Regions from separate parts of the Homo sapiens genome. Here region 2 is linked to region 1. Evidence: chromatin contacts called from ENCODE Hi-C or POLR2A ChIA-PET data. All regions are on one chromosome and are shown on one strand. The core of a region is the stretch at or near the end of the contact, and the rest is flanking DNA. Distances in the headings are between cores, read along the strand shown.

What was found. Hi-C counts contacts between places; a loop is a spot of excess contacts on that map. ChIA-PET counts read pairs that join two places held with the same protein, here RNA polymerase II (POLR2A).
Region 2: a map of endothelial cell of umbilical vein shows a loop between it and region 1 (9-fold over the local background). The contact joins two enhancer-like sites. A Hi-C loop is called at or near these places in 1 of 168 maps with a recorded cell type or tissue (endothelial cell of umbilical vein). POLR2A ChIA-PET finds 5 or more read pairs at or near these places in 2 of 52 experiments (BJ and HEK293).

Annotation. Positions count from the first base shown.
Region 1 is chr6:140,048,844-140,054,744 of GRCh38, forward strand. All of the region lies in intron 1 of LINC02941 (long intergenic non-protein coding RNA 2941), which reads left to right. The region is part of intron 2 of LOC107986652 (a long non-coding RNA gene); the gene reads right to left. Among named protein-coding and RNA genes, the nearest start is that of LINC02941, 75 kb to the left of the region's middle. Within about 2 kb of position 1,653, at least 5 of the 41 ENCODE cell types and tissues checked have a DNase peak (open chromatin) inside an H3K27ac peak, as active enhancers do.
Region 2 is chr6:140,342,523-140,348,279 of GRCh38, forward strand. No RefSeq gene overlaps it. Among named protein-coding and RNA genes, the nearest start is that of MIR3668, 140 kb to the left of the region's middle. Within about 2 kb of position 4,114, at least 2 of the 41 ENCODE cell types and tissues checked have a DNase peak (open chromatin) inside an H3K27ac peak, as active enhancers do.

The sequences.
Region 1 (5,901 bases), core at 403-2,902:
GTGGCTTCATTCTTCCATTTGCTATCTTTACCCAAACTTTCAACAATCAGGTTTTACTTTATTATTTACAAACTTATCTAAGGATGTATTTATTTTAAAAATTTCACTTAAGAGCCCTTAGACAAGTCCTATAATTTATTACCTGCTGAATAAAGTAATTTTTCTTTTTTATCTCATATGACACTGTTTAATGTAAACTACATTTTTATATTCAGGGAGTATTGTGTGTGCGTTCATTCTGTCTATGTTTTTTTGTTTTGCTGAATTTGATCATGGACCCTCCTATTTCATTTTAATAGCTACCCCTTTTCATTTGCTACTTTCATATGCTGATTTCATATCATGCTTCATATTCTTATGTTGTAAAGGTTTTTCCATTATCAGTGAAGTAATGGAAATTAAAATGCTGTATAGAGACAAGAGATGAGGTTTTATTTAATTAAGCAAAAGTAACAATCCAGACTGCACATTGAAAGGCAGAGGGTGGGGGAGAATATTATGGGAAGCCCTAATAGATAAGAGGAATGCTAAGGGTTGATTTAAGAAGGAAAAATAAACAAAGTTAAAGTCAGAATGTTTATTTTGAATGGCATTAGTAAATGGGGAAAATTGGTGGAACCGATTCTTTGTTATTACGTGACTCATAAAAAATATTAGGTTGCCTTGATTTCTGCTTCTTACCTTGTGGCCTTGGTTTGGTTTATACACCCTCATTGTCAGCACTGGCTCTCTATAATAAGCATAACCATTACAGGTGGCCATAGTTGGGATCTGAGCTTTTCTATAGCATCTTTAGTTCTGCACAGCAAGGGCCACTAGGGAAAGGGCAGAGAAGGGTGGAGAGGATGTCTATAGGTAGCAAAGATACTTTGAGTTTGGAGAATAATAATTATGGAATTGTGGCATGTACGTTACTTGTGCTTTTTCCTTTGTTTTTCTGATGCCTAAGGTGGTTGAACACAAGTTTTTCCTGTTGCGTAGCTGGTTACATTTTCCACTGAGCCTTGCAGCTCTTGTTTTTGAGAGAAAAAAAGCACTAGGAAATATGCAAAATCTCCTTGAGTGAATAATGTGAATTGCAGAAAGGATCCATTGACTTCCTTCTCAGCAGTGATTTTCTATCTGAGTGGCTGCTGGATAGTTAGTGCATAAAGCTATGTTGGTGCTGGCTGGGTGCAAATTGCCTTCATCTGAAGATGCCTGCTTTGTACCATTACCTGCCTACAGCAAAACAGAGCCCCTCCAGTAGAGAAGTCTCTTTAACCAAATATCAAACAAATTAACCTTTTAGTGTGCTCCTAGGAGCCTCTCAAGAGAAGGAACACTTCAGTGACATCACTGATGGCAAAGGTTAGCCTAAAAGTAAAATGAAATCATCTGGCCAGGCAGGCCCTGCGGGAGAATCAAGCTTTGTAATTAGATTGAAGGCTCCTAGGAAACGAAGCTCTGTTGCAGGAAGAGCATTTGCAGAAGCTAATTGGGGTAAGCTTTTGCATCAGTGTCGGTGCAACGCATCACTTACAGCCTTGAAAATAGCTGTAATGGTGTATGATGATTGAGTCATTCCCTAATTTTAGCAACCTAGGCTGAACATGAATTACATGACGAATGTGCGCTTGAGTTTGTCCTATCTGAGACTTCGGACTCCGGGAAGATTGCCGTACACGTACTGGCTAATGTGACGACTGTTTTCTGGGAGTTGCAGGATTGCGACAGCTTTGTGCAAGCAGAGCCTGAGAGTTTTGCTCTGTTGGCTCTGCCCATTTACCTTCATTCTAACCTCCATTCTTACCTTGTCATCTGGTGGATGTCTCCCTGCCTTTACCCTACTTTTTTTTTTCCCCCAAAGTGTGGAATCTGTAACTGAACCCAGTAATTGTTCTAAATTATTTCTGTGGTGAATTAGCAAAACAAGAAATCTAGTTACTAAGCGAATAAGGTGAGGTCACCATCCTCCTTGCTGTAGTGACTCAAACCAGATACAAACTGAGGTTGGAGAAGTAAAAACGTGAGCAGAGAAGTAATATTATTTGGTCTTGCATGTGTCTAAACTTCTCCCTAGATAATCACCTTAACTTTGATATACATAGTGGAGTTCTCTTCTGGCACTTTCAAGGATACACCAACCTGAACACTTTATCTTTCACGATTTCCTTTGGTTTTATGTGGTTTTCAGTCTTTGAGTGACAACAGAATATCAAGGCAAGTCAGCTCCCGGGACCCACCATCTGTGTGACAAAGGCATAGTACTTAAACTCTCTGAGCCTCCCATTCCTCATGCATAAATGAGAATAGTGGAAGAGCTAGTAAGAGTATGAAGCATGGTATGAAATCATGCATGAAGCTTTATGTTGTAAAGCTGTGTTGTATGTGGCAAAAATTTTTACATTATCAGTGAAGTAATAGATACTAAAATGTTGTATAGAGACAAGAGATGAGGTTTTATCTAATTAAGCACAAATGATCTAGACTATACATTAAAAGGCAGAGGGTGGGGGAGAGTATTATGGGAAGCCCTAATAGATAAGAGGAATGCTAACGGTTGATTTAAGAAGGAAAAATAAACAAAGTTAAGGTCAGACTCTTTATTTTGAATGCTATTAATAAGTAAAGAAATTGATGGAATCAGGTAGAAGCACATAATCAGCTTTCATAAGCATTAGCTAGGATTTTTGGCCAAAACATAAGGGTGAAGGTATGTGAGAGTTGTTCTTTATTTTGGTAGTCATAACTAACAAAAACAGCTAACATTTTTTAACGCTTACTGTACGTCAAGTACTACACGGAGCACATGATGTGGTGATGACATTAAAAACTCACCCCAACCTGCTCTATGCTCATTGCACAGATTAGGAAACGGAAGCATCTGAGTAACATAGTGAAGATACTAATGCAATAAATAATTGTTCATCAAAGAATCACAGAAAGAAGCACTTGGAGCTGGCTCATCTCAGGGAAATGCACGTAGTGATAATGAGTCATCCATTTTCAATGCATCACTATAGCTCTCCCAAACCAAAACCCTCCTCTTGAGCTCACACTAAATCTGTTTATTTCTCATATCTAGATTGCTTTTACATTCTGCACCAGCTAATCTCTGGTCCTATTTCAAATCAGAATCTGGATATTATTTACCATCTGCCTCTAAGGGATGCACTTGCCAAGTCCCTTAATTTGCTATAATTGGCAGGTTTTCAGTGTACATAATTTATATCAAAAAAAGCTACCCTGAAAAAGAAGATTAATTAAACCATTTCTTCTGGGTCCCTAAAAGTGCAGTGGTTTCCAGGAGGATGGCTTTAAGGCCTTAAGGTCTTCTGTGTGTATATGCTGTCACAGCTGAGCACATTAAAAATGTATGTTGGGTTGCTCCCTGGTGCCTCTGAGCTGGTCAGAAAGATGTCATTGGCACCTGGGTAACATCACAAATACTCACTGAATTAAGCAGCTCACATTTGCATTTGAGTCTTTTGTTCTAAGCTTCGCAGACACTGGAAACTACTAGACTGCAGTATAATTTATGGATACCTCAGTGTTGACAATTCTGTCACTGATATGATAGGAAACACTAGAAAAAAATACACCCAGATGTACAGAATTCTAAATAGAGTAAGTGAGAGACCGTAACCTGATTCAGACAAGCAGCACATGTGGCTAGGAAATAGACCATTTACAGTTTTTCCCCCTTTTTGCCCTTTTTCAGTCATTCGCTAGGCTCATGGTCCAATGTGGAACATCCCCTAGGCTTTGTGGAGGCATTCTGGTCCTTCACAGCTTCTGGATAATATAATGCTTCCTTGTGAGTTTATTTCTTAATCCATGCCTATCTAAACTTGGCAGATTGATTCTCCATTCTAAAAATGGGAACTTCTGTGTTTTCTATCTTTTTCTAGAGGTTTTTTTTTTTTTTTTTTTTGAATTACCAGCCTTCAGGGGAATTACACAGCGTAGCACAGGAATGAATGTGAAGTTGCCACATATTTTTCTTTATTTTCCTGGAATGCCCATCTTCACATCCATGGCCAGTTTTTCCTACTTAGCTTCCAAATCTTAACTCAAATGCTGCCATGCTTGCCTTGCCCCATCCTGACCTCAAGGTGGCCTCCTCTGTGCTTCAGAAACTATATCTGAAGCTTAAGAAATAAGTAAAAAATGTGGACAGCCTCCATTCATTGTCTTTTTGAAAGAAGGCCAGCTACAGATTAACTAATATACTTAGGTTACCTCACTGTTTACTATTAATTACAAATTCCAGACTTTGTAGCATTCGCTGTTGACTTGTAGCTTTTTGCATGGTGGAGCTGCAAATAATTTCTGCCAGGTGGAGCAGATAACTCCAAAGGTTTATGGTCCTGTTGGACATGAGCCACTTTTTAAATCTACCCATCAATCTCATTCTAAGATGGTCTCTGTCCAGCTTATAAAACAACTTTTGATCTGGTCATAACATCTTATTAATTAATGAGTTAAATAAAACATGCTCATATTACGTGAGGGTGGGAGTCACAGGTTTGAACTCCAGTAGAGTATAGCACTCTCCACATTCTCCCAGATTGAGTTGTCTCCCTTTGCCACTAAATAAAAGCCTCATGAAGACAGGGACCTTGCGTTGCATGACTTTGGACACTCAGTACTTAGTACCATGTCTGATGCCTGCGTCACTCAATAAGAATGTGTACTATGACTAAATGATTATGTAATTTAATTCTAACCCAATTGGACTCTGCAGCAGTGCTCCAGGTCAGTGCAAGGATGCTCTATTGCTCAAAGAACAGCTTCTATTTTAGGATAACTTAGATGTGGAGTCAGAAATGTTATGATAGTCTTTTCTACGACTTGATGACTCTATGTAGTGGCCTTAGTCTTAATCCTTCTTTATTAGTCTTTTGCTTTGCACTGCCTTTGGATTAAGAATAGACAAAGTTATTCAATATTCAATATCCACCTAAGCCAGGACACTTTGCAAGGGCAAACAGAAGTTTGAAAGACAGTTTTACTTGTCTTTTTTTTTTTTCAGTGTTGTGCCTAGTTGCTGTGGCTAGCTGAAAACATAAGGGAAATCTTTCTCTTTTATTAAGGATACTTTGACCCTTTGAGAGAAAAACAAATTCTAAGTAAAGCAGTTCCATGTCTAAACTGATGTTATCAGCCGCTACTGTATGACATTAGGCTGTAAAAGTATTTACCTAAAAAAGTCAATAAACATGCAATTCACTATTATTTGTGTTGAATTATAGATCTGGAGGATCAAACCAGAATCAAAAGGAGTATACAAATTATCTATAAGATTATATGTGTGTATGTATATGCATATATATCTTTATACATATAACCTCAAATATCTAAAGGCAATTTCTGTGCATCACCTTCTTGTCCTTTTCTTTTTCTTATATACACTACTACAATAATGCATTTCCCATCAAAGTACTATTTTAAAAGTCTGCTTTTCATTTTGTCTATATTTGAAAATGTACTCAAAGAGTTCTGAAGAAGAATAATGTGTAGGATGGTAGTTTTCAGAAACTTATTTGGAAATAATATCATCTAATAGAGAATTAAATATACTTCTAGTAGGTATTCAACAAAAATTAAGATAACTTCTCATATTTAAGAATATAAAAATAACCAGATTGTTTAAGCGTAAATTCCATCTGCTGTCCAGGGATTGTCAACAAGTGAAAATTTATGGAAGGCCACAGACATTGGTCTTCAAATTGTTAGGGCTGTGCTCCAGACCAGGATTTGGCAAATGTTTTCTGTAAAGGGCCATAGTAAGTATTGATGATTTTGTGGATAATAAGTATCTGTATATTTAAAACTCTGCCATCTTAGTGTGAAAGCAACCTTAGACAATACATAAACAAATGAACCTGGCTATGTTTCAATCAATAATACTTTATG
Region 2 (5,757 bases), core at 2,864-5,363, 300 kb after region 1:
TTTTTTAGGATTCTCAGGGAAGTTTAATAGGTTTCTTAATACTGTCTTGTGCAGAAGTCTTCAAGATCTTCTTCATGGCCAGCCCTATGGTTTCATTCTGTACTGCACGCTTCATTTTCACAACCCCATCTGTTCTTTCCCTTCTCCAACTTTTGAAAGCCACATTTATTTGAACGATTTGGGGAGCAGGTAGAAATTGTTATTCTTCTGAGGAAATGTCTTGATTTTTTTGTTAGCCTGTTTACCTCAACTGGTGGAGTTTAGTTCTGAGGTTATTGAACATAGTTATGACTCTTCACTTGCTTTATTATAGAGGAGTTTTGTGATTAGCAACTTTCGCCTGCACAGTGCCTTCCTTACTGAGAATAAAGAATAATTCTCATTTGTAATCATCTAGCTGTTTATGCAGCCACTATAAGATGACAGTGTGGCGATGTTAATGAGGAATTACAATTCTATACGGCAGTGTTATGAAGAAAAGATACTTTTGGATCCTTAGATTTATGTTACAAATAATGCCCTCTTTCTTTGGCGACTCTTATTGTTAGATTAACTCATCACCAAAACCACATTTGAGTAGGACACTAAATGAATATTTTCTTTAAAAACTTCTAAGGACTTACACAAAATTGTAATCTTGTTATTTTTAAAATCAAGGAGTTGAAATAGGAAAAACAGGAGTGGGGAATAGGAGGAAAAATAAAAGAAATGAAAGTAGACATGACAAATTTTAACTTTCAGCAAATAAAATTGAAGCCAAGTTTTTGTGAGACTTAGCAAACAACCTTTACCCGATGCTGTGATCCAGATATAGAAAAGAACACAAATACTCTTCCCAGTGGGAGCTACTAGGATCCTAGGGCAAACCTTTCAGTTTGACTTTAAATTCTCAGATATTGGTGTATTTTCATTGTTTATTCTCCCTTTTTCTCTGTGATAAATAAGTCGTGATCACCATCTTTCCCCTAGTCTTCCCTTTATGTAACATCCATATTTTCTACATATTCCATTTCTTCATGCACATTTAAAAAAAATGAACTAACATATATTTCAAAAGTTACTGTAGTCTTTATGGGTTTTTTGTTGTTGTTGTTGTTCTTAGAAAGAATTACTATTCCTTAGTAAATTTCTGGAAAATCACTGATAAATAATTGTTTAAAACTACCTATGGTAAAATTTACTGATATTTCTTCTACTTTAAATTTTTAATGACTTCATAAATTATAACTTAATTGATACAGTAATAAATGAATTATGGAGGACAATAAATTAAGATAAAATCTCATCTGATATGAGAACAATCAACTGTGAACTAAAAACAAGTCAAAACCTGTGCGTAGAAACTTTACCTTCAGCTAAAAATCTCCTGAAATCACTGAGTTTTGAGTCAGTATACATTCTAGAATATAGTCACGTTGCAACGGCAAGTTAAGAATGTCTCCAGTTTTTGAATTGAGAACTCCCTCCTGTCTGTGCTTTCTGATAGGGAAAATGAGAAAAGCTTTTGGATTAGCCATTCTGAAACTTGACAATACGATATGTAGGATAGTTGCCCACAAGCAAATGCTTCAAGGGATATGAGAGAATACTAATGTACTTTTCCTTTATTATAGGAGTTCCTATGTGTTCCATGTGTATCTTTCTAAATATTTAAGTGTCAGGTTCACTTGTTTACTCTAAAATGTAGATATATTGATATTACTCCATCTACATTAACTTCCCAGTCTTTTCTGTCATCATTTAAAGACAGTGTAAAGATTAGTGCACAGTGTGTAGTCATAGCATATTCATTTAGTCAAATTCTCATTCACTGCAATAATTCAATGAAGATGTGTTGACAGCCCTTAGGTGTTAGATGCCCTAAGCAAGGTCCCACAGAGTGCAAAAGCTAATGAGTCTCTCAGTTAAGAAGGTTGCAATCTGTTATATAGTAGGAATGTACATTTATAAATTAATGCTTCAGTATATAGATGCAATAGTAGCTGTATAAACAATCTTAGAGGAAGGTAAAAATTAGTCCAGGATATCCAGGCCTCTTGAAAGGTAAAATTTGAACTCACTCTAAAAGTGAGTATAGACTTGCCATGGGAAAGAGAAATGAGAGGTATTTCAGCATGGTATGCCATGCTATTTCCTATCTCTAATTTACCCAATGACTCACAGAGTGAAGAATTATATTGGCAGAAGTTTAGTGTCTGTGTCAGGAAGGAAGGAAAGTAACTAAAATGGTAGCTTGGGAATGTTGTTTGTGAAGTTAAGAAATTTTGACTTTATTCTGTAGGTAGTAAGGAGTCAATAGGTTTGTGAGCAAAAAATAACATGATCAGATGCTGGTCTTAGGAAAATACTCAGGTAGCAGTGTTAGGGGTGGACTTGAGTAAAAAGCGACAAGAGTGCAATTTTGAAAGCAGTTGCAAAATCCCTTATGAGATATATTGAGGACTTCAATGAAGTCCTGGATGGAAAGGAAGTTACAGACGAGGGTACTGAAAAAAAACAACAACAACAACAAAAAAAAGAGTCACTCATTTAATAGCTAGGAAGGCCATTTCTAGTTCAATGGTGGAAAATAGAACATAGATATTGACTCTTTAGAATTAAAGTGATTTGAGATAATATACCAAATACAGATAAGTCTTTAAATAAAATTGATTATAAAAAGAAGAAGAAAAATGGGGAAGTAATTTAAGCGAAAGAGGAGGAAGACATTGGAAAATTTATGGGTTTGTTTGCTTGTTTAATAAAAATGCTGGCTTGTCCATGGAAAGGTTAAATCTCAGTTTGATCTGTGTTGTAACATGTGGCTGATGTGAAGTTTAGGCATGAAGTGAATTATGTCATTTTTTGGACTATCCTTTTGAGACTGTTTTAAGAAGCCACCAAATAAAATGAATGTTTATACTTTGTACGTTAGTGGTGAGAAATCTACAGCCAGCATAGAGGAACGTTTTCAGAAGTATACAATCTTATTTATGGTTTATTGCTGATTTTTTCTACAGGCAGAAAAATCTGTAGTGGCTAACTCCTACCTTCCTTGAATCTGAATGGTTGTTGAACAAGAGGGGTGCCTGAGTACAAAAATAAAGTGATGAGTTTACATAGCATCGAATTTGCTTACTAAGAGTGAGGTTTGCTAACATTTTCATTGCCATGCCTCTCCTTGAGTGAGTTGCAATTAGGCTGATCCAGGAGAAAAATACCAGTCAAATGAGCTTTACTGTTGAAATGCTGGTGGATAATGGTGAAACTAATGTGTTACAAGTCTGGCCATAACATAATAACATGTTATTAATTTTTTCATGTTCAAGATATTTGGGTATTATCAGCACAAGCATGCTTAGTTAAACCGTAATGGGAAATATACAAAGCTTTTCAACTCAAGTACTACTTAAATTCTCATACTATTTACCAGGGAAAGATATAAAAAATTGTTTTTAAATTCTTAGGGAAGTCTTTTAAACATGTGGATATCAAGCTACTATTTTTGTATGTAGTCTATTCCTATCATTTTGTTCCAGCTCTTCATTTGTGTTGTGAGATCTTGCTGGGCAAAATGCTATTCCTGTTACTGACTACAGATGCACTAAATGCCTATAACGACACATTTAACTCCCATGATCGTCTAATTTTACTTTCCCTACACTGGAAGCTCCTCCAGTTCCAGGCTTTCTTTATAGCTCTAGACAGATATAGCTAGAACTCAATATGTGTTTAAAGGCAGTGAGTTCTTTGGTATTGCTTTTTTGAGGCTACTTTATTTGAAAGTGAAACGTCAATTTTTATGTAATACATTTTCATTTTATTGTAGAAAGTGAGAAAATCCTTTTAGTTACTCAAATCTGTCTGAGTGTTTTGTGTTACATATCATTGAGGAATTGGACGTCAGTGTAGTATAGGACTTTTTCCCATATAGTAAAAATACTTGATAGCTGACGATTTTGCTTCATAAGATTCTACAGTCAAACTTTCTCTCAACCTACTATAATGGGACTTGGCACACAGAGTTCTAACTCTTAATGTTATTTCTTGCATCATTTTACACCTTTTAAAATGTCCTCAATGACTCAAATCCTTGGCCTTTGGAATGTGTTTTGTTAACTGGAAAGATGTAAACAGCTCATTTAACTTGACCTTCAAATGTTCCTTCCTTCCTCCTTTTGGTATGAGCACAGCACAGGCCGTTAATATCTGTGATAGCCGTGAAGTGGCATCCACCTCCCCCAGCTCTTCCCCTTCGTGATGCCAGTCATACTTCGTCAGTACTGACAAGCAATTATTAGTCTTTGTTTCCTTTACACTGTATATTGGCAAAACAATCATTGAAAGGAATTGTAGAGGGAGAAACCACTATCTTTGCACTATTGTGGTAACACAGCTTTTAGGCTTGCTGAGAATATCCATTAGTTTTGTCCTCTTATCTAAAAATGATTTCTTCTTTGCTTTGTATTGCTCTGGGAGTTGAATATTTCACCAACTTCTGCCACATTAGGGATGGATATCTTTATTTCTTCAATAACTGGGGTCTTTTCCCTATTGCCCTCTGTTCCATGCTTAAAGGCATTCTTAGTACATTTCAATTCCAGTTGTATTAGCTGTAATTTGGGTACTTTTAAAAAGCCTATTTGATTCTCAAGAGCTTTTTCCATCTTTTTTATTGGTCTGACCTCAGTCTACTAAGGCAAATTGGTCCCGAGGTATATTCTTATAGACTGAATGTGTAAAGATAGCACAGGGACACTTAGCTAGGTGCTTTACTCAAGTTACAGCAAAGAAACTTTATCTTTGAAGTTTTTTAATTATATCAAGCCTTGGAAGTAGGGCAAGTTTTGCTTAGTAAAGTTATTCTTTCAAATTTTATCATAAACTCTCAAGATCCATGATTTCTTAAAGATTTTACCTTTTGGAAATAAAGGTAGACCACCCAAATGACAACAAACAAAGGCAGTTATTCAGAGCTTGCTGTATCAAAGGAGTCAGCCACCATGAATTAAATTTGGCAGAGACTCAAAGACAGGCTGTGGATAGAAGCCATTTATAGTGATAAAAAATAAAAGGTGTATAGTGATAAAAAATAAAGGCTTTAGATATGCACTGTTGGAGTTTGTTGGCATGGGGAAGCTGCAGGTAGGCTACCTAGAAGCAGGACATCCTATGCAATTGTTTGAGGAACATTTTGGGCTTTGTCTAGTTCCTCCTGAATTGGGGGTGGGACAAAGCAGTAGGAAAGCTGGCAGCTATTGACAAAGGCCTGACCATTCTGGGCCAGTTACTACAGAGATTGTGGTGTGGCTTCTTGGGCTGGTTGTATCTTAGGTTGTAGGTCAGAGTTCTATGGCTAGGATTTTTTTTTTAATCTAAAAATCCAGCAATAACAATGCATTGTACTCTGCTAAAAAGTGTCTAGGTACTATTTATATCTATTGGATATAAATAGGGTTGGGTTGCAATCTATTTATTCTTTTTTTAACCTATTGCCATTATTACTCTGTGAAAAAATAAAAAAACACTTGATTGAGATAATGCATTTCATGGCTAGCTCTTGTGAAAGAGTTTCACTTATTATAATCATGGCTTTGTAGTCTACATAACCTTGAAAAAATCATTCAGCCTCTCCAAAATGTATTCTATTAGCTATATTGGGAAATATACAATCATATTATTCCTGTGCTCTCTGTCTTTAAAATTGTAAGATCATTATAGTTTTATAGAAATACGAGTGAGAAAAAATTTTTAAAAATACACCACTAAAAGTCATTA